Linked DNA regions of Homo sapiens: region 1 is linked to region 2. A link is a loop called in an ENCODE intact Hi-C map of the cell type or tissue named here. Cell type or tissue: endothelial cell of umbilical vein. All regions are shown on one strand. Links, peaks and the distances in the headings refer to the core of each region. The heading gives the core; the rest is flanking DNA. Region 1 overlaps PACRG (parkin coregulated). Region 2 has its middle 7.8 kb from the start of DKFZp451B082.

The links. Peaks named below come from ENCODE experiments on the same cell type or tissue, not always from the same donor. Only the 100,000 strongest peaks of a DNase experiment are listed, where the experiment ranks them.
Region 1: a loop joins it to region 2, with 5 times the contacts of the local background. A loop is called at or near these places in 2 of 110 quality-filtered maps.

Annotation. Positions count from the first base shown.
Region 1 is chr6:163,279,330-163,290,742 of GRCh38, reverse strand. All of the region lies in intron 4 of PACRG (parkin coregulated), which reads right to left. Among named protein-coding and RNA genes, the nearest start is that of PACRG-AS1, 39 kb to the left of the region's middle. In endothelial cell of umbilical vein, for the core only: no CTCF peak of the experiment used is centred there; a DNase peak (open chromatin) is centred at 6,362; H3K27ac peaks cover 596 bases.
Region 2 is chr6:163,349,129-163,360,541 of GRCh38, reverse strand. No RefSeq gene overlaps it. Among named protein-coding and RNA genes, the nearest start is that of DKFZp451B082, 7.8 kb to the right of the region's middle. In endothelial cell of umbilical vein, for the core only: no CTCF peak of the experiment used is centred there; DNase peaks (open chromatin) are centred at 4,021, 4,911, 5,201 and 6,311; H3K4me3 peaks cover 265 bases; H3K27ac peaks cover 3,207 bases.

The DNA of each region.
Region 1 (11,413 bases), core at 1,635-9,634, 70 kb after region 2:
TAATAGCGACAGTGCTAACACCGTTGAATATTTTCTAGTGCCAGGAGCTGAACTGTGCCTAAATGCATTATTTCATCTAATCTTAGTAACTCAACTGTGAGGCAGGTGCTATGATTAGCATCCTTACTGAAAGTTGAGGCAATGGAGGCTTGGAGAAGTGAAGTGGTTTGCCCAGGTTCCCAGGAGTAAGTGGAGGCAGCCGCAGGTCCAGGGGTGGGGGCAGGCTGCGGGGCGCTCAGCCCCTTCTCCCCACCTTCTTCCCATTGGCTCAGTCCCTTGCATTTTCACAGGCGCAGGGGCAGCAATACTTTTTAGATTTGGGTCTGGTCAACGTTTTTGGTCCCTTGGAAAATTCTCTCCTACAAAATAGGTTATGAATGTAACCCAATCCCCATTAAGATGGTCACTCAGTGATTGCTGTGTGTGTGTGTGTGTGTGTGTGTGTGTGTGTGTGTGTGTGTGTGCGCGCGCGCGCGTGCATGCGCACATGTGCGTATGATAATTAAGTGAATTTGGAGTTGGCACAGGGTGGGGATTGGCCGTGACTTCTGGGTAGGGTAGTGGGTAACTGGAAGAGGACTGAGGCCGGGCGTGGTGGCTCATGCCTGTAATCCCAGCACTCTGGGAGGCCGAAGTGGGCAGATCATCTGAGGTCAGGAGTTCGAGACCAGACTGACTAACGTGGTCATTATAAACTGACCAACCCAGTCTCTACTAAAAATACAAAATTAGCCAAGTGTGGTGGTGCATGCCTGTAATCCCAGCTACTCGGGAGGCTGAGGCAGGAGAATCACTTGAACCTGGGAGGCGGAGGTTGCGGTGAGCCGAGATGGCACCACTGCACTCCAGCCTGGGCAACAAGAGTGAAACTCCACCTCAAAATAAAATAAAATAAAAAAGAAAAAGAAAAAAAAAACAGAAGAGGACTGAGTGGTGCTGTGGTCAAGGTGGGGGGCACAAGCTCTGTCCCTGCCCTGGCACCAGCTCCCCCTGTCCCCACTCCCGGTCTTCATTTCCTCATAGGTAAAGCAGGGAGCAGAATAACTCCCTCCTGGACTAGTACAGGGCTGGGGAGGACAACATGCGCCACACGTAGTGAGGATTTACCCGATGGACATGCTGTGATGGCTGGGACTGGTATTTAGACTGCAGCTATTAATAGAATGACATTGCAGAACTGGATTCATGATAAGGCTTCCTTAACTTTCATTTAATTCTATTTCAAATGAAATCTTAAGTATTTTAAAAAATTAAAAATATTTAGAAATAAATATTGAGGAGGTCAATGAAAAAGAATGAAGTTATTTACAAAAGAAAAACTGACTCAAGATTCATATGAGAACAACAACTACTCTTAACCTATAATGTCCCTAAGTGAATTGATTTGGAAATAGTTAGGAAAAGGAACCGCATCGTGAAAGCCATCTTGGAACTGATTAGGTTCTAACGCATTTAATGCCAAATCAGGAGAGCCAGTAAACTAAAACAATGAGATCAAAGCCGCAGCAAATACTCTGCACACCAGCGAGTCCTGACACATGGGAACTGGCGCAGGGTTCAGTCGGTCCACGGCCAAACTCAGTTTCTGCTCATGTGGGGTAGATATCAGTGCACGGAATTCCAAATTTGTTGGTGTGGTTTCCAGCGACCAGTTCCAGGCTCCCATCTGCATGCCACAGTCTAGCATCTCAATGGCAACTGGCTGACCTTGAGCCTGTCCTCGCTGATGGAGGGACTGCTTTTATCACTGTGTTTCACCTTTGCTGGGCACGACCTTCTGATCTCACTGTGGCAGTTCACAGTTAATTGCACTAAGGAAGGGCCGCATCTGAATAAGTCCCTCCTGAAGAACATGCAATCTGAATTCACATGTATTTCTCTTTAGAGTGCATTCCATGATGTTTTGCTACACACATACCCCCTAAATTGTAGTTATTTTAGATATTCTGTAGAACTAATTTATGGTCCCTGTATATTCCGGGAAGGTAATTGGGAAAGCCATTCAAAAGTGTTGAGTGGTATAGACGAGTATTTGGTCATAAAAAGTTCTCTATGCATTATTTTTCTTAGATAATCGAGAGCACATTTTATGCTGAAACTTCAGGCAAAGTGATGCATAAAATGAATCAGCATTATAAACTTGGCAACATGGGATTTTTAGTTTTATTAGTTCCCATTCAAAGGTATGACAGTCGCGAAACTCTTTTGTGCTCATTTAGAATTTCAAATGTAGGAGAATGTTAATAAGTGAATCTAATCCTTGTACTGATCCTGCTTAACAGAGCTTATTCTCCTGTTTTTCAGATGAGGAAATCAAGGCCAAGAAACTGTAACAGGTAAGTCCCAAAGTATGGAGGTGGCACACCAGGAGACAGGCCTGTCGGGCTCTTGCCACTGTGACGTCTACCTTTAATGACCTCGGTTACAGAATACCACGCACACGGAGCAATCAGGAAAGAAGGGCATTTCTTTACCACTGTCAGGTTTAAAATTCTTGTGGCTGAAAGCTCAAGATAACTCTGAAGGTGAATCAGACGCCAGCCCCACTTCAAACACCATTAGTGCTTGGCATTTCAAGCGCATGAGACGAAATTGCAATTAAGAAAACCTGAGAATCTCACTGAGCTTCTGCAACTAGCCATTATCACAAGATAAATGTCTTTTTTGAAAAACAAACTAAAAAGATGATACAGAATAAATGTTTGAATAATGTCTAAATTCTGTGGGGAAAAGAAAAGCAAGAACCCGGAGGCCTAGTCTCTCCAAATCATTTCCTTAATTTTTAAGAAAACAACAAAGCCAAATAAATAGCTTCTTCTGTGGTGTTTCTGAAAATGTGGGATTCTGAATGTGAGATCCTGAAAATCTCCAGGAACCTCCAGACCACAAAACCCTCAGCATGGCCACGGTCGGGCCACACCGTTCTGAGGTTTCCCAACTGCGCACGCCACACTCAGAGCAACACATGTACCCCGGTTCCTCGTTCAATTATTTTTCTCTGTTAAATGAGTGGAAAATAATGTCATCCATCTGGCAGGAGACTGGCTGGTGTTCTGTTTCTGGTGTTCTTTGCTCAAATGCTTCCATTCCAAGTGTTAAAAGACTATCTGTGTAAATGGTCAGGGCTCGGGGTGTCCCTTTGGGGTGATCTAAGAGAAGGTCAGGATTGAAAAGAAACATGTAAGAAATGCAGAGCCTCGAAGTGTCCCCAGAGCTGGCTCAGGTGTGACCCAGATCCTGCGGGCTGTGAGGGGCCTGGGCAGCCTCCGCAGGAGGAGGTGAGCATGGCCGTGTGTGCGGCCTGTGGGGACAAACGTGGCGGCGAAGGCTGCTGGGAGGGCTGAGGGTCCCCGGCTTCTGGGGTTGGGAAACTGGCTCTTCCTGGTGAGGGGTCCCTTTCCCTTCTGTAAGAGCAGTGGGGACCAGGTTTCCAAAACGTTGTTCAGATTTTGCAAAGTGAAAGGCAAGAGCTTGCTGTCTTTTTGACCTGCAAGGAACACCAAAGCAAATGCGACCCCAGCATTTGCCTGCCATTTCTCTCCTCAGGGCCCTTGATTCTGCAGCCTGACATTGTCCTGAAAAATCACTTTCGTTCCGACAGCCACCAACCATACGCATAAGACTTTTAAAAGTTAGGTGCAAACTACTCATGTACTATCTGCTGCATGGGAAAAATAATCAGATGGTCTTTGAGGGAAGACACACACACACACACGCACATACACACATTCACATATGTACATATACATATATACAGATACACAAACACATATACACATATCTACACATATGCAAGCACACATCCACAGTCACATACATATCCATATACAAATACACACCTACATATATGCACATACATCTACACGTGTACACATAAACACACACATAAATACACATATGCATATACATACACACATGTACATAAACATCCATACACTTACATACCACATATACATATTTATGTAGTTTTAAAGTGACCTGTTGCGGAAAGTTTTCCCTCAAAAAAGCCTTTTGGGGAGCAGGAAGGGACGATATGGAACTCAGTAAGGAGCCTGTTTCTTTCCAGATGACCAAGGCTCACATTAGGAGGTAAGAACTGTTGAATTCAGCATGGATATACTGCCTGTTCTCAAGATGGTCTTTGACAGCAAAGCCATTTTCTATGGCAGAAATTATGATCATATTATTGATTCTGAAAATTAGTTGCCAATTCTTGACTGACTTAAAGTTTTTTAACACTTTGAAAGGGATTGAGAATAGTAGTATGGTCTTTAAATAATGTTTTTGTAAAACTTGCTTTAGAAACCAAAATTTCATCTTTGTTTCTGCCTCTCTGATACTCTTTACAGAATATTGTTTTATTACTACCTGTGTTATTATGGGTAGTAAACATAAATGTCCCACTTTATGTATCAATAATAAAATAGGCATTATTTTCCTAAAAACAGCTGTACATACTGATATTTCCTGACAATAAATATTTATGGACAACTCACGCCAGTTTTACTTTCCATACCAATTGTAACAGATGTGAGCTCATCATTCAGTCTGGAAGATTTTATAAACCACTGAATAACAAACTCCCATCCATTCCAAAAGACATGGACTATAAAATAGCATGAATTGTCAGTAAATGGTTATCCTGATGAAATATTCCGTTCACCCCTCCACTTGCATAAAGATAGATCATGCTCCAAAATATGCATACTTTTATAGAGGGAAGAATAATTTTTAAAAGTGATTTACACGACAGAACCATGCAATAGAGCATTTTCCTCCAAGTTCAAGACAAGGAGCCTCTGTCATGAAGGGATGGAGTCATTCAGTCCCTTCCAGCAGCCTAGCTGAACAGTGAGGCTCCTTTCAGAGTCTACAGTCAAATCAAACCGGTCGAGGCGGATGGTGCACCTACTGTGGGCAATGTTCTTTGCTAGATGCTGTCATCTACCTGAGAGGAATTTATACAGAGCCGCACATAGTATATGCATCCATGACAGCTCTGCTCCTTATGACACAGGCATCCGAGCTGCTCTGCCTGTGCAGGAGCTGTGGTTATTATTCCTTCCCCATCACGGACGGTGCATTCTTTTCCTTGGACTTCATTTCTGCTCCAGCTCTCTGGGCTGGGCCATTTTCCTAATTGCTTCTCTGGCAAATATCTCCGGGGCCCTTTGGCTTCTCCCGCCATGATGTGAAGCAGAGATTAAAGATGTCAGGATTGTGCTAGGAACTGAGGATACAGTGGTTGACAGAAAAGATCCGGTCTTTGACCTCATGGGGATTCACTCTAGCAGGGAAGAGGAGCTTTAAATAAATCATCACTGCTACTGTGCTGTGGGAGCTTAGACGGGAGATCTAGCCTGGACTGGGGCTGGCGGGGTGGGGGTGCTGCCCGAGTGGGGATGTGTCAGGGGAAGCGGGAGGGACGAACAAGGAAGGAGACAGGGGCGTAAAGGATCACAGGCAAAGAGAAGGGTTTGCGCAAAGGCCCTGCGGTAGGGGAGAGTTGGATCTGTTCAGAAGCAGAGATGAGTCCGGTGGAGTTGCAGGTGGGGTGGGGAGAGGGGTGTCTGGGGGAGGCTGGACAAGCAGGCAGGAGTCAGGTGATGCTGGCCCTGAGGTCCCTGGGATGGGTGGTCACCTTATTCTAAGGGCCAAAAGGAGGCCAAGGAAGGCTCAAGTGGACCAGTGCATGACTGATTTTGAGTCGAGGCTGCTGTTTGGACAATATTTGATGGGTGTGAAGGTCAATGGCTACTGCACTGCCCCAGGCAATGTGATGATAGTGGCTTGGTTTAGGGTGGTAGAGAAATGAAGACCTATTTTGGAAAATTAAAAAACAGCTAGAACATGGTGTTGAATTTGATAAAGTGAGAGAGAGGGATACCTGTATTTCTCTTGTGCAAAGGGATAGATGGCAACAGCTTTAGCAGGGGCAACAGGGGAGGACAAAGGCTTGAGGAGATAGAAGGGCAGGAATTTGCCTTTGGACACATGAAGGCCGAGTCCCTGAGAGGCATCAGAAGGGAGGCGGGGAGCGGGGGTTGGGGGCGGCTCTGGACATCCAGAACTCAAATACCATCAAGATGCTGGAAGAGCACTTATGTGATGTCATGTGTTTCAATACCGGTTTTATTTCTTGCTTTAAAACATCTAGAATAAGATGGTTTTAAAAATCTAAAATAAAAATATCTAAAATAAAATAACATTAATCTGTTAAACACACTATGAGCTTTAATGAGCAATTTTCTAATAATCACTCACATCTCCCAGTTCCTAGTTCAAGGCTCTCTGCCAGACCACTGTTCTTCAGCATGTGCATGGAAGAAATTCATGCCCGTGAACTCTGTGGGGCCAGAGGGCAGTGATACCGGCTGGAACGGAAGATGACTCCCCTCTAAAGGAGCTGACAGTCTGGGACTGAGGTCAGAACGTCCAGCAGCTGCTGGCCTGGCCCCGGGCTGGCAGCAAACTCTCTGAACCTTGGCTTGTTTTTATGCAGGATGGCAAGAGGGACAAGATAATCTTCCAGAAAACCTACAGTTTTATAATTGTATAATTCTTTGGATTGCAATAATTAAAAATTCAAAATAAATCTGTTTATTAAACCCTATTTAATTTTTTTTTTTGAGACAGAGTTTTGCTCTTGTTGCCCAGGCTGGAGTGCAATGGTTTGATCTTGGCTCACTGCAACCTCTGCCTCTTGGGTTTGAGCGATTCTCCTGCCTCAGTCTCCCAAGTAGCTGGGATTACAGGCATGCACCGCCATGCCCAGCTAAGTTTGTATTTTTAGTAGAGATGGGGTTTCACCACATTGGTCAAGCTGGCCTCAAATTCCTGACCTCAAGTGATCTACCGGCCTTGGCCTCCCAAAGTGCTGGGATCACAGGTGTGAGCCACCGCATCTGGCCTAAATTTTTTTTTTTTTTTTTTTTGAGACGGAGTCTCGCTCTGTCGCCCAGGCCGGACTGCGGACTGCAGTGGCACAATCTCGGCTCACTGCAAGCTCCGCTTCCCGGGTTCACGCCATTCTCCTGCCTCAGCCTCCCGAGTAGCTGGGACTACAGGCGCCCGCCACCGCGCCCGGCTAATTTTTTTGTATTTTTAGTAGAGACGGGGTTTCACCTTGTTAGCCAGGATGGTCTCGATCTCCTGACCTCATGATCCACCCGCCTCGGCCTCCCAAAGTGCTGGGATTACAGGCGTGAGCCACCGCGCCCGGCCCTAAATTTGTTTTTATTGGAAAAACCTAACACATTGATTTATCCATAACATTGTGTTTATGGCATCCTAATCTGAAAAACATAATCTTAATCAAATTGCATATCTATTTCTTTGTTCAGGTTTGATCCCTAGTTCCAATCTTTTTGGATATATAATTGCTGGCTACAAGTTAGAAGGACTGATTCCTTCATTGCAATTTCCACATCTTCGAGTTAAGCGCTTTTTGGAAATCATCAGGAATGTTGTGTTCATGGCTGGAAAGCTCAGACACTAAAATACACATCTGCCACCAACCAGAGTCAGGAAAGGTCATGTCTGTCTCTTTACATTCACATCACCCACATTTATAAACTGAGTGTATATTACAGATACCCTTTAAATTAATCTAAAACTTGATTTTGATTTTTTGCATGAAAATTATCATGTCATATAGTAATGTGCATAAATGCTCAAAGTGATTTTTAAATTATACATACACAAAAGACACAGAATGCCAAGAATCAGTAGTAAAAAACATTCAAGAGCTTCTTTTTTTAATAAAATGATAACCACTAAAATTTACATGTTTACACAAAATTTGCCCCAGTGGCAGGTCATTGTAGCAATGGGTGCAAAGGCTTTCCTTGTAGAAGGGCTTGATGATTGAGCAATTTGGGGCCATGTGTTTGCAGAAAGAAATTGTTGTTTCCCATTGTTTTTTATGTCTAAAAGAAAGTGAAGAAAAGTACACACTGGATGGTGTAAGCCTTGTCATGGCTAAATCCAAAACCTTTAAGATGAATTTCTTTTCTTTTTTTTTTTTTTTTGAGATGGAGTTTCACTCTTGTTGCCCATGCTGGAGTGCAGTGGTGTGATCTCAGCTCATTTCAACCTCCACCTCCCAGTTTCAAGTGATTCTCCTGCCTCAGCTTCCCAAGTAGGTGGGATTACAGGCGCACACCACCATGCCCAGCTAATTTTTTGTATTTTTAGTAGAGATGGGGTTTCACCATGTTGGTCAGGCTGGTCTCGAACTCCTGACCTCAGGTGATCCACCTGCCTCGTCCTCCCAAAGTACTGGGATTACAGGCCTAAGCCACTGCACCTGGCCCAGATGAATTTCTTTTGATAAAGAGATAAGAGAAATAAATATTTTTGTAGGGGGTAAATTGGAGACACAGGAGGTAGCTTTTCAGTCAAGACTTCTTGACCAAGGACTTCATTTAGATTTTCACTTTTTGGCTCTAAGAGGACAGATTTGACCTGCTAATTACTTGGTGGGGTGGGAAAATTTCTTTTTCTTAAGTCTGTGTGTATATTAACATCAGCATAATTTGTATATCACCTCAAAGTCTTTGACTTACAATGAGCGTAACTATGGTGAAATTTTTCTTCTCTGGTGGCTTACTTTAAATGTCTTAATATTATCCAAATGCTTTATTCAATAAGGAAAAGAAAATTGCCCTTTTTTTCAAGTGACCCAAACAATAATTTTAAAAAAGTTCTGAATATTCAAATTAATGCTTCTATTTCTATTGATTTAATCTACATTATTTTTAAAGATTCTTGAAAAACTTGATCTGCTTCTTGTGCACATGATACTCATCTGATTTTATCTTGAACATTTAAGAGATTTTGTTTTAATAAGAAAGGAAAGAATGCTGTCAAGATATCGGTTAAAGTTAATTGAATTTGGAATGCATGCCAAAATTGGGTGGGCCTCATTCCTTTTCCTATGCTGTTGAATTACTAGATCAAAAGATTAGCTCAATGTAGCCTGACTCATATACACTGTATTTCAATTATATATTATTACTCTATGGATTCTGAATTTTGCTTAGAATTGGTAATTATTGAATATAAGATGTTTAAATTTTGTCTTCATAATGATAAATTTGAAGGTTCATTTACTAGAGATCTTGCTATAGATTTCTACTTCTGAAATTAAATGAAATTAAATGTACACTATCTAGATTTCATATAGCAAAAAAAAAAATTCATCTTGATTTTTGGCTATTGTTATTTTTTAGCAGTTGTACGCCAATGTTTTGATCTGGCCTTACTGTCCAATGTATTTTACATTGTGTTGCAAGCTTACCCTTTCTAAGGTACAGCTCCAGCCATGCCAGCTGCTGCCACCCCACTTCCATCCCATGCAGATACCTTTGAGGACTGTGCTGAGGCAAAGTCTCAGATCTCTCCACAGGAGCCAAGGGCTTCTTCAATGGCAATGATCTGCTCTTCCTCACTCCTGAGGGTGTTTTTCCCAGTAGCCTTGCTGCCGTTTCTTGAGCCCTGCCTCCTCTGAACGTCCTGCTCTGCACCCCCAAGCTCGCACCACCACAGGTCCCCAGTTGTGGCTCTTGAGCTGGCCCCACCTCTCCACCGCTCCAGCCCAGAGTCTAGTGCCTTATGTTTGCCCACTTGTGCTTGCACTGGCTTCTGCACCTGGAGCATCCCCCCATCTCCGGATGCACAAAGCCTACCCATCTTGCTCATCTCAGTTCAAATGATACCCTTTTCATAATCTGACGGGAAGGAGCATCTTCTCTTCCATTCCCTCCTTGGTGATTTTAATTCTACTTCTCATGACATCATTTCCTGCCATAAGTTGTGGTTTACATGTGTTATAAACCAATGTTTGTGTTCCCCAAATTCATATGTTGAAGTCCTAACCCCCAGTGTGGCTGTATCTGGAGATGGGACCTCTAAGGAAGAAATTAAGTCCAAACGAGGTCAGATGATCTAATAGGATTCATGTTCTTATAAGGAGGTGCCAGAAAGCTTGCTCCCGCTCTCTCCCTGTGCACATGCATCCAGGAAAGGCCATGTGAGTGCACAGTGAGAAGGTGGTCACCTGCAAGCCAGGAAAAGAGCCCTCCCCAGATACTAAATTGGCCGAACCTTGATCTTGGACTTCCTGTCTCCACAAATGTGAGATTATACATTTTTGTGGTTCCAGCCGCTCAGTCTCTGGTGTTTGGCTATGGCAGCCTGAGCAGACTAAGACAACATGGGATAGATGGGATCTTCTCATTTAGAGTGAAGACCTTGAAATGAGTGTTCATTGAACATTTGCCTTTGTTCACCACACTGCCTGGCTCTGTGTGTGCCTATGGGGTGGTGCACAGTATAACCCCTACCAGCTCAAGATGCAGTGAAATCCAGGCAAACCCAAAACTGTTGAGACAGCCCAGACAGGTGGGGCCAGCTCAAGAGCCACAACTGGGGAACTGTGGTGGTGCTAGCATGGGGGTGCAGAGCAGGACGTTCAGAGGAGGCAGGGCTCAGGACACGGCAGCAACAACACAGCTTCTAGAGGTGGCAGACTCACTCCCTAAAGTGATAACTCCACATCCCATGCACACAGCATGAGCTGCTAGATCTGGGAGGATGGAAAGGAGACTGAGCAGAGGCCATGCAGAGTGGAAGTGGAGCAGAGACGCTTGGTGAAGGAAGGGCCAGCTGGCCAGGTGGCAGCAGACCCGAGCGAAAACAATCTCTGCCTCTGGAGGGAGGGCTCACTCAGAAGCTTCCAGTGCAAAGGATGAACCTCAGGACAGACCAACAGATCCCAAAACAAGGATGCGCAGTGCAGGCTGAGGGTGGATGCCCTGCTAGGTTGATTTGGGAAGATAATTCTTCCCAGGTAATTCAATAACATAGGAATAATCTATCTTCATGGAGTTGACTCTCCTTCTCTCAAGCAAGCTCTTTCAATTAGCTGGAAAATATGACTTATGTGATAGTGAATAATTTGAAACAAAAGCCAGCATAGCATTGATATAATAAGAAAAAAATACAGGAAAGAGTAGTGAAAATTATTAGAGGAAGGATATTCACACATACTCACAGACACAACTGCCAAGAAATCTCTTATTGAATATTAAACCTCTGATTGAATTCAATATTAAGAGCCCTTAAAGCAAAAACACAAGATCTCAGGGCACAGACAGCAAGACTACTGGAGAAAATGAAAAGCAAGTTGACAGCACTCAGGAAAGAGCTAAAAGAATAATAAATCATAGAAATGGAAATCAAAATGACAGGAGCAAAGGAAGAATTGCACTAGGGAAAACTTGGTAAACAGATAGATACTAGAAATTAGAAAAATTAAGCAAAGTCAAATTGCAATAGGGAATGTAAAATGATTGAAGATCTATTCAACACAGTACTGGAAGTCCTAGCCAGAGCAATCAGACAAGAGAAA
Region 2 (11,413 bases), core at 1,468-9,467:
TCTTCCTCCCAAACCCATTAACTGCAGTCTATTCATGAGAAAAACATCAGAAAAGAAAAACAAGTCGAGGGACATTCTACACAGTAACTGACCAGTAGTGCTCAAGATTGTCAAGGTCACCAAAAACAAGATGAGAAGTCACAGAGCAGGGGAGACTAAGGAAACATGACAACAAATGTAGAATGTTCATGATTATTCTGTATATCTAAGACTATTCCCTCCAAAATTATTAAAAATAAAAAGAAGCTGGGTGTGGTGGCTCATGTGTATAATCCCAGCACTTTGGGAGGCCGAGGTGGAAAGATCGCTTGAGCCCAAGAGTTCAAGAACAGCCTGGGCAACACAGGGAGACCCTGTCTCTATAAAAATCTAAAAAATTAGCCGGGTGTGGTGGTGAACACCTGTAGTCCCAGCTACTTGGGAGGCTGAGGTGGGAGGATCACTTGACCCAGGAGTTTGAGGCTGCAGTGAGCTGAGATGGTGCCGTTGCACTCCAGCCTGGACAACAGAGTGAGACCTTGTCTCAAAAAGAGAGAGAGAGAGAGAAGGGAGCATAAAGAATGTATATATATATATATATATATATATATATATATATTTTTTTTTTTTTTTTTAACAAAAATTGTCCTGTAGGACAAGAGCAAGAATCCAGTGGAATTCTACTGGTGACCTCTGACAGTAAGGATCAATGCAATAATCAGCATTCTTCCACTGAATTGGATCGACCACGGATCTTCCTACTTGTGGGCTAGGCAAGCCCCCAGGCTGGGCTTCCGCAGCTGTCGAAGCTGTGTCTTGGGCACCCAAGTCTCTTCTGCCACAGTGTGAGGGCAAACACAGTGCCAGAGCCTGGTACTTCCAAGGCCATGGTTTCTACTGTACTCACCTACACTGAGCCCAGCCGTAATTTATAACTTTTTTGGCAGGGGGGCGGGGGTAGGAAATCTCCACTTAGAAATCCACTCGCATTTCAAGCTATACACATCTAAATCCAAGATCCGCATTAGGCTGCTCTCGTGCACCCATCTTTTCTCTGTGTCTCTATTACCAGACTCCTGCCACCCCTGAAGCCTGGACTAATAACTTCTGGGCTATCTGAGAGTTTCTTTTGTCCCCAGGATTCAGCCCGTCTCTGACCCGCCGGTGAAGCGGCTTCCCGTCACCTGTTTCCATCTCCCATTCGCACAGCAGGTGATTCCACTTCCAGAACTTCCGAAGGTGACGCCCTCCCTCATCCTGTGTCCGCAGAACTTCCCTGGCCCTTGGACCATTTTCCTTGGAAGTCTCAATGTCTGTCATTTCCATTCAAATAAAACCTGCAGCTCTTGGCCCAGACCTCCACAGCTCTCCACTGGAGTCCCTTCCCACCTAAGGTGCAGATGAAGTCCAAGCTGGCTCTTCTGTCTTCTCCCCAAACTCGTCCTGTCACGGGGCACTTGCCACTCTTGCCTCTCAGCTTGCTTCATGCGAGATGTTCTGTTTGGCATTCCCTCCTTTCTCCTGGACACAAACTCACATCCCTCCCACTCTTCTTCACACTCCTTGAAGAGGCTTTTGATTCAAATTGTCTTGAGGCCTCCACATCACCCCAGCTATTTTAGCGACTCCTTGACATTTCTGAACAGCCATAAAGAATATGTTTCTTCTGTTTCTGTAATTCTTGTTTTCGGTACCTTATTTGAATGTAGGCTTTGTGGGTTCCGGCTCTGAGTCCTTTAACAACTTCTTATTTATACACAAGGAGTTCGGTAAAGTGTTAATTGAACAACTTTTCTTCTAAACACGAAGCTTGATGAAGTGTTACTTGACACAATGAGTGCCCAGTTAAAAATGTTAATTTTTCAGTTTGTTAAATGTGCGACCTTCACGGTGGACTGACTGAAAGTTGGTGCTGCCTGATCAGGATTTGATCTTTCTCTACAGTAGACAGTTTCAAACGCAGACCCTGCAGTGCCCCTGGAGCCATCTCTTCAGGACACCAGGACTCACACTGTCTGCGTGATCAGCACCCACGTGGCCTCCTCTCACCTGAGGGCCTGATCCACCAGCCTGAGATGCACCCAAGCCAACGTGAGCTAACTGTGCAAAGAGAGCCCCACAAGGCCCCATAGGAGAGGCCCTGCCGAACAAGCATGAAATAGAATATCGACATTGTGCCCTTGATCTGTGAGTTCCATAACACTATCAAAAAAGCCTTTAAGTTTTCAGAGCACAGTTTGTACTTGGTAAACCCAACCCACACTTCAAAGATATACCCTTCTCCAGATACAAGCTTTAAAAGAAGCTGTCTGGCCGGGCGCAGTGGTTCATGCCTGTAATCCCAGCACTTTGGGAGGCCGAGGTGGGCGGATCGCCTGAGGTCAGGAGTTCGAGACCAGCCAGGTCAACATGGTGAAACCTCGTCTTTACTAAAAATACAAAAATTAGTCGGGCATGGTGGCACGCACCTGTAATCCCAGCTACTCAGGAGGGTGGGGCAGGAGACTCGCTTGAACCTGGGAGGCAGAAGTTGCGGTGAGCAGAGATGGCGCCACTGCATTCCAGCCCGGGCGACAGAGCAAGACTGTGTCTCAAAAAAAGAAGCTGTCATGGTATTTCCTTTTCTTCTTCACGATTGGTCGCCACTCTTACCAAGCTCCCTCAAGCAATGTCTTTTCCTTTAATATACAGAAAGGCCATTCTCAGAATCTAGTACTTTTTCATTTATTTATTTATTTATTTATTTATTTATTTATTTATTTATTTATTTTTGAGACGGAGTCTCACTCCTGTTGCCCAGGCTGGAGTGCAGTGGCGCAATCTCGGCTCACTGCAACCTCCACCCCCCGGATTCAAGCGATTCTCCTGCCTCAGCCTCCCTAGTAGCTGGGATTACAGGCATGCGCCACCTCACCCAGCTAATTTTTGTATTTTCAGTGGAGGCGGGGTTTTTCCATGTTGGCCAGGCTTGTCTTGAACTCCTGACCTGAAGTTATCCACCCACCTCAGACTTCCAAAGGGCTGGGATTGCAGGCATGAGCCACCATGCCCAGCAGAATCTAGTACTTTTTCTCATTTCAGTATTGCCACTGTGTGTCCTGTACTAACATTCTCTGTTCCTCTCTGAATGTTCACATGAAAATGGCGTTTTTCAATCTCTGCATTGTGACCTGAGCCTGCTGCGCAGGAGGGCGGGATGGGGTGAGCGTGAGGAGCGGGATGCAGCCCCGCAGTCTTCACTGAGTGCTGCTGGGATGGCCCTGTGTTCTCTGTGTGTGACAGAGTGTGTTCGTGAGTGTCTGTGTGTGGGAGTGTTTACTGTGAGAGTGCATGAGTGTCTGTGTGTGTTTATGTGTGTGAGTGTATGAGGGTGTCTCTGTGTGTGTTTTTGTGTGTGTATGTCTGCGAGTGTGTGTTTATGTGTCTGTGCATGAGTGTCTCTGTGTGTATGTTTATGTGCGTGTGTTATGTTTTTATGTGTGTGTTTATGCGTGTTTATGTATATGTTAGTCTGTATGTGTGTGATGATGTCTGTGAATGTGTGATTGTGTGTATGTAGTTATGTATTTGTGTGTGTGTTAGTGTGTATATCTATGGTGTATGAATGTGATTTTGTGCGTGAGAGTGTGTATGTGTGTTTTTATGTGGTTTTGTGGGTGTGAGTGTGTATGTGTGTTTTTATGTGGTTTTGTGTGTGTGAGTGTGTGTGTGTGTGATTATGGGAGTGTGTGATGATGCATGCAAGTGTGTGATATGTAGGAGTGTGTGTTTATGTGTTTGCGTGTGCGCGTGTGTGTGTCTGTGTGTGTGTGAGCATGTGTTTCTGTGTGTGTGCACACAAGTGCTGTGTGTATGTAGAGAAACAGTTCCCAGCTGGCTCTACCCTAGAGGCCTGGGGAGGAGGGTGGCACCGGGCGGGGAGCAGGAGGGGGCGGGGCCAAGCAGGAGGGGGCGGGGCCAACCCGGAGGCGATTCTAAGTCTGCAGCTTCCGATCCAGTGCAGGCCCGCGGGGAACTCCTGCCTGTGTGCAACACTGTGGCCTTCCTTGGCAGCAAGTTTGTGAATCATACCCACATCTGTGCTTCACGTTTCTCCCTCCCATTTCAAGCATGGTCACTTAGCCCCTCCAGGAACCTCAACTTTCTAATCTGTATAAGGGCGACAAATTACAAATATGAATATTGAAGGACGTGGGAATGTGCCTGGAGGGGCCTTGTTGGTGTAAAGCACTTGAACGTCACAGAGTTTCTCTCCCCAGGGTCCAGCAGTGCCTATGACATTTTTAAACAATGCACGTGCCACATACATAGCTGCACAATACAGCGTGTTTCTACTTTTCTCTGAAACTGAAGGAATAAGAGGAGAAAGGAAAAGAATGCGGTGTTTAACTTTCTGCAAAGTCACAGGCTGTCTCCGCTGTTCACAAGCTGCTGTTTCGTGGGGAGTTGACCTTTCAGCTCCCTGGGTTATCCATGGCTTTGATCAATCTCTGGAAGTTCACTTATTGGCTTTAAATTGATCTATTGATTTAATAAAAGTCACATATCATCATCCCTGGTTCAGGACAAAGCACTCAATTTGTCTCCAGTTTGGCAAATATCATCAATAATAGATGTTTTGCTGATTCTGTTGGGTGACTAATTTCCATGGCATGCTCACAGGAAACTTGTTCCTGTCACAGTCCAGTCTCTCTGCACAGAACTTACAACCACGGCCTGTCGGCTGGATCCTGTCTGCTTAGATCCCTCATCACTCGGTCTGACTATCACCTGAGTCCCTTTTCTTAAGAATGACGAGGCCAGCTGCAACCCGTGATGGGAGAGGTGGGAGTAGGGGTTGGCGGAGTGGAATTGGGGTGCAGCTGCAGGCCTGCTCTCCCCAGTCTCCATTCCCTGCAGTCCCCAGTGGCTGGCTGAATAAGCCTCCCCCTGAGAGGCTGGCGGGGTTGCTGGGAAGCGGTGGAAATGAGGTCATCAGCAAGTGTGGATTCACTTCCTCTGGACTTTTGCAGCCAAGCAGGCAAAAAAAAAAAAAAAAAAAAAAAAAAGAAGAAGAAGAAGAAGAAGAAAAAGAAGAAGAAGAAAAAGAAGAAGAAGAAAAAGCTGAATGTCCAGCTGAAGGGCGTCTGAATGCTCTCCGTGATCTTCTTTCTTCTTGCTAACACAGCACAGCCTACACAGCCACACGCAGATGCGTGTGCAAACCAGTACTTCTGCACACATGAATGCCTGCACAGGCTTCCCTCAGTCTGTCCCCTACCCGGTCCTCCCACGCTGTTGGAGTGAGTGGCCAGGAGGCAGAATGCCAGCAGGTCTGGAGGAGTTATCAGCATTTGCTGTTTCTGAACATTTAGCCCCACATTTCAGAGTTTTGTCCACAGCTCCTGCCAGGGGCCGGCCAGGCTGGGAGCCTCCATGCCAACTCTGCATGTCCTTTGGGGAAATGAGAGTCAGCCTGCCGAAAATCGAAAAGGGAAATGAATCTAGCAAGCTGCATTCCTTTCTTCACCCCTTTATATACCACATGCCACCCCCGTTGGGCACCGTCTAGACCCTTTAGTGTCTCTGCTAATGAGTAGACAGTTTCTCCTGTGTCTGGCACATGTCTTCTGCAAACCACAGAGAGGAGATACACGGAGCAAGTGTCTGATCTTCCTCCTCTTCCCCCAGCATTGGGTAGCACCAGTTCAAAGAAAAGCACAGCATTTCCTTCATCATGACTTTGTGAGGGCAAGTACACCTCCTGGAGACACTTCCTCAAAAGTGACATCTCCATTCCTAAAACGCTGACCGACATTAATCCCACGTAAAGCTCTAGTGCCTTAGAAGAGATCATGTACCGACATCTCCTATTTTTTCCTTAAGGTTTTAGTCTTCTATGTGTAAAGGAAGACTACGTCTCTTAATAATTAATTATGATCGCTATTTAAAGCATTTGTAGCTATAATCAGAAACCTTAGCCTTGTCACCATTTTCCAAAGAGAGCTCCATTATTATACATTCTGATGCCCGCTAGTCTGAAAGAAGCTCAAGGAAAAAGGAATGCAATGTTTTGTCAGTCTTTATTTAAGCTCCATAACAAATTTTTACTCTGAAAAAAATTTGTTTAGTTATTGTATAGAGTTGCTGATATTCCTCAGATTCCTATGCAAATTGCATAAGATGGGCGAGGCCCGTTCTTACAGACACGTGCAGCCTTGGAGTGAAATACACAGGCTCTGTCATCAAGCTTGTGGCTGCTGCACTCAGTGAAGATTTCGGTTCATTTCTTGCCCCAGATCTTCTGACTCTTGCCGGGTTTCCAACTACAGGACAGAAGTGATCTCATTAGCACCCCGCATTCTTCATCCTCTTCCGGTTTCCTCACTCCTGACCCTGAAGAGCCCTGAGCTCTTCAGGCAGAAAGATAAGGGCTGAGACTCATTGCTGACGATGTTTAGGAAAGGTCAGGAATTCCAGTTTACCAAATTTTTCTTAGTTTTTTTAAACTTGGGTTTTGGCAAAGATTTTTGGCCTGAGAATGTGCCTCACCTTCAAACATTCAGAGGATGGTATAGAAAGTAAAGAGAATGAGGTGACGGCCCGGTGTGGTGGCTCACGCCTGTAATCCAAGCACTTTGAGAGGCCAAGGCGGGCAGATAACCTCAGGTCAGGAGTTCAAGACCAGCCTGGCCAACGTGGCGAAACCCCATCTCTACTAAAAATACAAAAATTAGCTGGGCATGGTGGTGCACGCCTATAATCCCAGCTACTAGGGAGGCTGAGGCAGGAGAATTGCTTGAACCCTGGTGGTGGAGGCTGCAGTGAGATGAGATCGTGCCAGTGCCTAAAAAAAAAAAAAAAAAAGGAAAAGAAAAAAAAGAAAGAAAAGAAAGAGATGAGTTGAAGTGTGTTTTTAAAAATTACACAAAGTTCATTTTCCAAGACTTTGCCACCACAGTGGATTTAATAGTATATCATTAATTCCAACATACTTATGATTTGATTTGCAAAACTTCTTTCAATGTAGGTATTTCTAGGGAAAGTGAAGTGTGAGGTTTCAGCCTGGCCACGGGTTTTTGATTCTGAGGGTCCCCTGGTTCCCCTGTCACAAATGCTGAAGGATACTCTCTATGGATTTTCTTGGGAGGGCTGAGGGGTGGGACTGAAAACGAGCCTGCAGGCACAGTGGCCCCCAGTTTCCTGGAGTCTCTTCCTGGGCTGCAGAACTCAGAGTTTCAGTCTGAATGTTGAGACACAGAGGCAGGAGAAGAGCTGTGGTGTTGGCGAATCTGTTCTAGCACTGAATGATGTCCTTTCTTCCCTGAACATCTTAGCAAGTCTTCTCTTGGTAACTGCAGATGGGACATTGGGATGTGGCCATGGACGCAGCAGTTCCTCCAGGGACTGTCCATGAGAGACAAGGAGGGAGACTGCAGAAGGCCTGTGGCTGACAGGGCCCTTCCTCCGCCACCTGGAAGTAGCTACTGTGATCTCCTTCTGGGCTGGCTGGGGACATGCATGTCTACTCTCGAAGGGCTGTGGTCTCGTAGAACACGGTGAGAGGCCAATGGGATATAAGGAGGGGTAGGGAGGTTGCACGGGTTGAAAGAAAAGACTCCGGGTTTGGACCTCAGGGCTGGTTCTTATTTGTTTTGCTGCCTTGAGGAAGAACATTGTTTAAGCTCTGTGACCCTCTGCTCCTATTTGCAAAATGCAGATGCTAATGTCCATCTTTTAGGGTGTTTGTGAGGCTGTGCCACTGTAAGTGCATATCATAGTGTCTGGCACATGGAGGTGCTCAACTCGTGGGGATTACTATGAAGATTTGGTGACTGCTGGGAAAGGCCCTACATTAAAATGCTCTTCCCCACTGACCTGTGTCCATGAACAAAACTCCTGCCACCACTGCGTCATTAGATTTTGTCCTTGGAATGCTCCTGTTAAGACACAAACCATCCTCCAGGGTCTGCGGGGAGAGAGTTGGGAAAGAAACGAATTGCCCAGGGGGAAACGCCTTTGGTGGAACAAGTTTATCAAGTCAGCCAGTCAGCCCTGACAACCGGACAGACTGACAGACCAGTTTAGAGGGGTGGTGTGAGAGCAGAAAGGAAGAGGCCTGGCCCCAGAGGAGCTGGGCGGGTGGAAGTGGGCAGGGGGGAGGGGCTTAAAGACTAAATTACAAAATATTTACAGTGCCCAAAGAGCTGAGAGACAGGGGATACATTTATCTTTAAACAATGTTAGTTGTTAGCAAATAATATGCTCATTGTATTCTTTGTTTTTTGGAGTCAGGATCTCGCTCTGTCACCCAGGCTGGAGTGCAGTGGCTGATCTGGGTCAGTGCAACCTCCGCCTCCTGGGTTTGAGCAATCCTCCTGCCTCAGCCTCCCGAGTAGTTGGGATTACAGGCATGCGCCACCACACCCAGCTAATTTTTGTACTTTTTTTAGAGACGGAGTTTTTGCGTAGGCTGAACTCCTGAGCTCAAGCGATCCACCCGCCTCCGAAAGTGCTGGGATTACAGGCGAAAGTCACTGAGCCCAGCCTGTATTTTTATTTAACTTCTGATAACTTTCTAGGTAAGGAGTTTTACATTTGAAACACTGGGTCCAAATGTCAATGTGTAAAAAAATAATAATAATAAACTACAGTAAATATGCTACAGGTGTCAAAGAATTCTGGAAACCCAGAAAAAAAATAGTAAATATATGTGGAGCAGGTGTGCATGGAAGGCACTTACCATATGGTACTGGACCAATATTTGTAGACTGATCGGGAAGAGGGGCCTTCCTAACCATCCAGCACCTGGGGCTCCTGGATAAATGATATGATGCCACAGGGCCTCAGATACAGAGCATTTTGCTATTTTCTTCTCATCTCAACCACCCCTCAATTGTTCACTGAGCACTTACTGTTTGTAAGGCACTGTGCTGGGCACTAGGAAGAATAAAAACTGAGAAATTGTGTCCCTCCTTGAAGAAGACACCTACTGGGCAGCCTTCTCAGCCAGTGACCCCCATTTTTAGCAAACTCCTTCTTCTAGCCTCTCCTTCCACCCCCTAAGCCAGGGACATAGCAGCCACATTTAGCTACATGACCTGCTTCCCCAAGCAAAGTTAATTTACCTGACTCAAGATGGGCCAGTCAAACTCTGTATTCCAGGAATTAGGCATCTGGATTCAGAGATACAAGTCAGCTTCAACTGCAGTTTCAACAGAGGACACATACACTCAGGGGATGCAGGAACATTGCATTTGGCTACGGACTTACCAAGGAGCAAAGAGCCCTGCTCAGCAGAGAAAAGAATAGCATAGGCTTGCAGAGAGAAACGGAAAGGGGAGGCTGGGTGACCCCGGAGAACAGGAGAAAATCCAGTTTCATTCCCAATGTTTCCAGTTCCTGCTGCCAGTTCTTCTTCTGGCCCTGCTGCACTCCCTCTGTCTGTTTGGATTTCATGTATAAAAACCTGTCAGCAGTGACTTCAGCAAGGGTCTCTCCACCACAGCACGATTGCATGTGGGGCTTGATAATTCTTTGTTCTGGGGGCTGTCCTGTGCGCCGCAGGGCATTAAGGAGCATCCCTGCCTCCACCCACCAGATACCAGTAGGACCACCCCTAATGGTGACAACCAAAAATGTCTCCATACATTGCCACATGTCTCCTGGGGGCAGGAAATTGTTCCTGGTTGACAACCACTGACTCAAATGAAGAAAAGTTTATTTTTCTCAGGTGAAAAGGAATTAGTTTAGAGATAGTGTAGTGGCTCAAAAAAGTCATCCTGAGCCTGGATTCCTTCTGGCTTCTGCCTCCATTTATAGCTTGTGGCTTCAGCCTCATTGTGGCTGCTCTGCCTCCTGAATCACATCCATGCTGAGGAGGGAAGAAGGGGCAAGGGGGAAGAGGTACACGAGTCTTTTTTCCAGAAGCCCCACCCAATAGCATTTCACTTACATCTCATTTGTTAGAGCTGGGTTTTCGTTTGTTTGTTTGTTTGTTTTGAGATAGGGTCTCACTCTGTCGCCCAGGCTGGAGTGTAGTGGTGCAGTTACAGCTCATTGCAGCCTCACCCTCCCGGGCTCAAGCAATTATCCCACTTCAACCTCTAAGTAACTAGGACCACAGTTGCGTGCCATTATGTCTGGCTAATTTTTGTAGAGATGGGGTTTTGCCATGTTGCCCAGGCTGGTCTCAAACTCCTGGCTTCAAGTGATCCACCTGCCTTGGCCTCCCAAAGTGCTGGGATTACAGGCATGAGCCACAACGCCCAGCCAGAGCTGAGTTTTGAGAAGCATTTCTGGCTGGCCACATTGCCACCTCAATCAAAAAGAGGGTTCTGTTACAAAGTGTCACGGGTTGAATTATGTTCCCCTTCCTGCCCTCTGCCAAATGCGTATGTTGTCCTAACCCCCAGTACCTCAGATGGGGACCTTATGGGGATCTAGGGCTGCTGCAGGTATAATTAGTTAAGTTAGGATGAGGTCATGCAGGAGTAAGGTGGGCCCCTAATCCACTATGCCTGGTGTCCTATAGAAAGAAGAAATGTGGACACAGATCCGCATGCAGTGAGATGATGTGTGAAGAGGAAGACAGACCCCAGGGTGATGCTTCTACAAGCCAAGGAATGCCAAAGACTGCTGGCCATCCCTAGGAGCCAGGCGGAGGCCTGGGCCGTGCCTTCCTCGGGGCTCAGCAGGAACCAGCCCCACTTGCACCTTGGCCTGGGACTTCCAACCTCCAGACCCGGGACAGTTCTGTCATTTAAACCACTGAGTCCAGGGTACTTTGCTAGGACAGCCCAAGGAAACCAATGCACTCAGGGAGACAAATATAAGAGACGCTGTGCAGCCAGGCAGCAAAGCCTTTGCTGGGACTCGGAAAGAACCGGAATGCTTTGAGCATGTTTCCTTCATAAAGTAGACTGTGTTCCTGGTAGGTGCAATGCAAAGGATCCGGATGAGGACAAACCCTCCCTGGACATAGGACCAGAGGAAGGAGGCAGGGCATGCACAGAACTGAGGCACCCCCAGAGAGACCAGGGCCTGGGTGACTCACTGCTCTAGGGAGCCAAAGATTGTTTCTGGTTGGTGAGCCAGGGCAGCCTATTGGAGGCACAGGCCTTGGAGACAGCAGGCCTTGGATGCGTGGAGGTTGGGGCGAATGTTCCAAAGGAAACAATGAACCCAGAGACTTGGGGGCAGGCGCACAATGGGGCCTGTGTGTGACACTGCGTACTGTGTCACTCGGGTGGATGTTCCCTGGAGAACAGTACATTGTAACTGCTTCCAAAGCAAGTGAACTATGGGTTTCAACAAACTCCTGAATTTCTGTATTAAAGACCCAACAGGTGAAGAACAAAGAATTTGGAGGTATTCTTCTGACTCAGCAATTTCATTTCGGATGCAGGTCTCCTTTGCAAAACTTTTGGCAGGATGGTTTTATGCTTCTTACACT